Linked DNA regions of Homo sapiens: region 2 is linked to region 1. Evidence: chromatin loops called from intact Hi-C (ENCODE). Cell type or tissue: Caco-2. All regions are shown on one strand. Region 1 holds the start of SNORD147 (small nucleolar RNA, C/D box 147). Region 2 overlaps PLEKHA7 (pleckstrin homology domain containing A7).

What was found. A loop is a pair of places that touch in the nucleus more often than their neighbours do. Peaks named below come from ENCODE experiments on the same cell type or tissue, not always from the same donor. Only the 100,000 strongest peaks of a DNase experiment are listed, where the experiment ranks them.
Region 2: a loop joins it to region 1, with 3 times the contacts of the local background. A loop is called at or near these places in 3 of 110 quality-filtered maps.

What each region holds. Positions count from the first base shown.
Region 1 is chr11:16,923,556-16,926,055 of GRCh38, forward strand. The region is part of intron 3 of PLEKHA7 (pleckstrin homology domain containing A7); the gene reads right to left. It overlaps SNORD147 (small nucleolar RNA, C/D box 147), which reads right to left and starts at 2,467; the gene lies at 2,383-2,467. RefSeq lists an enhancer at 1,111-1,722. In Caco-2, no CTCF peak of the experiment used is centred here; DNase peaks (open chromatin) are centred at 606, 1,376 and 2,316; H3K4me3 peaks cover 1,672 bases.
Region 2 is chr11:16,861,989-16,864,488 of GRCh38, forward strand. The region is part of intron 4 of PLEKHA7 (pleckstrin homology domain containing A7); the gene reads right to left. Among named protein-coding and RNA genes, the nearest start is that of SNORD147, 63 kb to the right of the region's middle. In Caco-2, no CTCF peak of the experiment used is centred here; DNase peaks (open chromatin) are centred at 1,087 and 1,553.

The sequences.
Region 1 (2,500 bases):
GGAGAGCAGAGCAGAGAGGCAGGCGAACTCAGCAAACCAAGTCACTGAGAAAGGGGATAGAAAATTGGGAGGAGGGGGAGGGAGCACAGCAGCCTGTCTGGAAGCACCTCTCTGATACACAGCCCACACCCAGTGCTAAAATCTGCCTTCCTGCGCTCCTTGCCTGCAGTAAGCCCACCCTATTCCCCACACTTCTTGCCTTTGCCCCTCCCCGCCTTACATAAACTCAGCCGCCTCTTGCACTCCCCAGAATGTCAACTTCCAAGACATGCTCATCTTCCTCATCGCACTTACTCTACAGTCCAGTCCTTCCACCCTTCCGTTAACAGGACTGAAAACTCTATCCTAAGCCAGCACATAGCTTCCCAGGTCTCTAAGGCACAATGCTACCAGGAAGGCTGAGTTTCACAACTATTCTAAGGCCCTGGCTGGGGTAAAAAATCTCCTCAGGTCTGTCTCTAACCAACCCCCGTCCCTCCCACCTCCCCAGAGCCCAGCCTGGTCCACAGCCCTCCATTTAAGGCTGGGCCCTTCCACTCCCACTCATTAGGGCCCCACCCAGAAATACCCCAGCACACAAACAGGACACCTTGTACAACTATCAGTCTTAGACCCACCCTCTCTCTGATAAGGACAGGAGGGAAACTGAAACTGCCTGAGGGAGGAGCCTCACTCCACCTTCTCTATTTCCCACCTGGACCTTTCTGCTCCCCTCCTACTGAGGGGCCTGGGAGAGACAAGTCAGGTGACACCTGACAGACACCTCTTCCTCTGCCCACAGCCCCCAGGCCTGAAAATACACCCGAGGGCACTGGCGGAGCACGCAAGGAGGTTTTCAGGCACCATGGCTGGGACAGGGCAACATTTTTCTATTTTTCAGAATGTTTCAGACTCTACCTGCTGAGAGGACTCAGGTCTCCTACACCTGGTCTGGAAGCTGCCTTGAGGAAGGGGATGGGAGTGAGATGCATTTAGGAAGGCAAAGGAGGAGGGGTACAGACGGGTTCTAAAGTAGATTAAAAACTGAGGGATGCACCCTTTCTGCCCTCTGGGAGGAGATGGGGCTGTCCCACCGACAACGAAAGGGGAACCCTTCGGGGGCAGTGCTGGTGCCTTGGGGGAATGCCCTTATCCTTCTAGGGAAATAGACTGCAACACCTTGGGCTTAAACCTTGCCTTGCCAAAGCCAAAAAAGAAAGGGGGAGGCCTGCAACCCACCAATCTCATTTTCAGATTTCCTCTCTCCAGCTTAGACACATTAATAATTAACTTGCCTACCTAGGAGCTTGCCGGCGTTGCCATAAAAGATGAGTAATGGCACCGGAGTCCCAGCCCTATGCCCGCGGGCTTCAGGGCTCGGGGCTGGGACGGGCGCCTGGAACAAAGCCTCTGCATTCCTCCGGGAAGGTGTGTCTGAAACCAGAGCTGTCACAGGCGAGAAGCTGACCCCTTACCTCCTCCGTAGCCGGCTCCTGGCAAGTGTGGGTGTAGAGGAAGGGCAGGCGCCCCTGCACACTTGGCGGAACGCTTGGCGGGGTCGCCTTTGCCCACCTCCCGGTCCCCACCCTCTCCACTGCTGGCCAGTTGCTGTCCCCGCAGCCCGCACGCCTGCGGGGCCGTGGGGTCCCCAACCACAGCCGATTTTGGGAAGCGGCGCTCTCTGCTGCTGAGGTAATCCTGTTAACAAGAACGCAGTCTGTACTTGGAGACCCGATTTTTAAAAACAACAACGGCTCCCTTGGCGTCCTTCCCGAGGAGTAACCCAAAGCCGGGCGCCGGCTCAATGAATTCTCTTGCAGAAACTCCAGCGGCCAGCTACGGCTCCCTCGCTCATGGCTGGCCGGGGACTAGCCGGCTCCAGTCACGCCCGCGCCCAGACACAAAGCACCCCCAAAAGGAGCCCGTGCACCCTGCGCCCTGTCGGCTCGACAACCCGCAGACCCCCCGAAAGTTACAGCGCGCACACACACCTGCAGGCCCCCCTTGGTCGCTCCTGCCAGACCCCCAGCGTGGCGGGGCACGCGTCCCAGGGAGGACAGCTCCGCGGCTCCATGCGACTGCTTCGCGAGCCCGGGCGGGCCACCGGTCAGCGGCGCTGGGCTACGGAGCGCGCCGGGGCCTCAGCTCGCCCGCGGCGCATCGCGCGCCCTCCTCCTCCTCGCCGGGGCCTTTCCGAGGAGCCCACACCCACTTGACATCAGCACCGATCAAAGCACGTGGCGCAGCGCCAGACAGCGGACCCCAGCGGTCCAGAGCGCGCCCCAGGTGCTGCCGTTCGGCCAGGACGGCGCGTCCGAGCCCAGCACATTCCTTTCCTCGTAGAGGATGCTGCAAGTGGGAGGGGTAGAGAGGCTGAGGAGGGGGAGGGAAAAGGGCGGAGGGGCAGGACCTGCGGCCTCAGAACTGCGCTGTTCTGGCGTCTAGCCAGACACCAGCAGACCTGTCATCCGTTGCCGCAAGTGCCCATCGGCTGGGAAGACCAGGCTGCAGGAGACCCGGG
Region 2 (2,500 bases), 62 kb before region 1:
ACCTCCCTCCACACCCCCTCTTCTCAGAGAAAGAGACACACACAGACAGACCGCCAACGCTCACTGTAAACTCCCAACAGCCTGGGGGAGGCTGTCTGACACGGGTTTTCATTCAGCAACTGTGGTCTCACTACTCAACTATGGCTTATTGTGTTCCTTCTCCTTCCCCCTCAAGTCCTTTCTTGAACACAGGCTGCAGTTCCTCACCCCACTCTACCCCAGGAGCTAGAAACCAGCCCAAACAGCAGCCTCTCACTTGGCATGAAAATAACCCATAAGCACTGTGTGCCGCCATCCCCACCTCCCCATGCCTGTTCCCCAAATCGGAGTATTGCCCCGAACCTGGCACAAGTCCTTTTCTGTTGTATGACCCTGGACCAGTCTCTTCTAACCAGTGCCTTTGGTGAGCCCTCTTCTAGCCTATCTGCTCCTCCTAGCTTAACAAGCAGCTACTTCTCTCATTACATAATGATATTTTTTACTGGAGATCTGAGCACATCCAAGACTAGCAGGAGGTAAAAGAAGAGGACAAGAAGGGAAGTCACAGGAAGAAACAAAATTACTACTTACAGGAAGCAGCTTCCCTTCCTCACACAGCAAAGCCACCACTGCAGCATTTTTGCCCAGCACAGACAGAGCCAAAGACAGAGCCAAAGACATGGTTGCTGTGTGGCAATGACTGCATCCCCAGTGCTGATGCCCTTCAAAACAGCAATACCAAAGGCCCAGCCAACACCCAGGTGTTTGAATGAACTAAAGACCCCATCACCATCTCTTCCCCTACGTGCGACTATCATAGACACTGTCTCCTAGTCCAGGGAAGAAAACTGAACAGTCAAGTTTCTGCATCTGCTTGCCAGGTGTTTCCATTTTTCCTCATTTTTCTGCTACCATGGCAACCAAATACAACAGGCAAAGCTAGCCCAAGACTGCCAGCATCTAGAGACAAGGTGCTGGCTATGTCAGCTGCAGACAGCAAAGCATCAGCCTCACAGCCCAGGGCTCAGCAGATGAGCAACAGGACAGACTCCTGTGGGAGTTTAGGAGCAACTCCCCTCTCCAGTGCTCTAAATCTCACGCCAGCTTTACCAACTTGTAGCTGCAGAAGGAATAGGAGACAGCCATCTCCTAGCAGCAAGTGATACCCCGCCCCCGAACCCATAATCAGCACATGCCATAGATGAGTCTCACCCTGCAACCTGCAAAATGAACCGCCTTTAGCAAAGAGGTCAAAGATCTGGAAGATAATTCTTACCTTTGGAAAGACAGTATCTTCTTTAAGTGCTATCCTCCAAACACCGCTCACAACATTCCAGGAAATTCCAACTTGTGTTTCTTTTCCAAATAATCCAATGAGAAAACTGAAGGCTGCTCAGACCCCAATGGAAACAACAAGCTAAACTCACTGGGATGCTGGGAAAGGCAGGTCAAGCAAGGGCACCCTCCAGGTTTGGAGCCTCCAAAGTGATCTTGCATGCCTTGCAGCTGGCGTCTCAGCACACAAGCGGGCCCCTGAACTTCCTAAGCGCATACTGTCTTCTCTCAACCTTAGGCCCCACCTCAACATCAAATGCTTGGCAGAGCCTGGGGATCGGTGTACACAGCCTGCTGTCAGTCAAATGCTAGCGTCACTGCTCGGGAACGCTTCTCTCCTCTTCCCCGAGAGCTGCAGAGGCATTCGTCAGTGGCTCCCTGGGCAGCCCAGCACTGAGGAGAAAACACTCCTGTACACGGGCACCAAACATCAAAACCACAGTCCTGGAAGTTCTGTGTCAAGGACTACCCCTTTAGGAGGGGCCCTGCATGTGGCTCTTTTAGCCAGAAAGGGTCTGGCTTCAAGCTCACAATTCAAGAAAGTCACTGAGAATCAGGAAAGAGGCTTAGAAGGGAGCAAAATGATCCAATAACTGGAAATTAGGCCCCAAGATAAAAGGTTTGAGAACATTTTCTGGAGAAAAGACTACTGAGGAGGCTTGGCATCTTTCAAACAAGTGCAAAGTTATTACAGATGAAATTTCATTGCTACAAATACAATTACAATCTCTCTGCAGCAGTAGCCTACTCACTCAGCGCACTGAGTATGGACAAGGAAGAAGATTGTCCCCAGAAGACCTCTGAAATGAGAAGCAGTATAGCATAGTGTTTAGAAGCATGGCATCTAGGACCAGACTATCTGGATTCAAATCCTGACTCCACCACTTACTCTCTGTGTGACCTTTGGCAAGACTCTTAACCTCTCTGTGCCTTAGTATTCATGATAATAATGGTATCTTCCTCACAGGATTGCTGTGAAAATTAAATATATGTAAAGCACTTAGAAAAGTACCTGCTAATAGTAAGGGTGCTAAGTGTTAGCTATAAAAATAATAATAATACTAGCAATACTATTAATATTATTTATTTTAAAAGCTCCCAACTCTTATTCTAGGAGGTAAAATACTTCATTTAATGTTAAAGAGGAAATTCTAGATCTTGAAACAAGGGATGCTATAAACTGTCT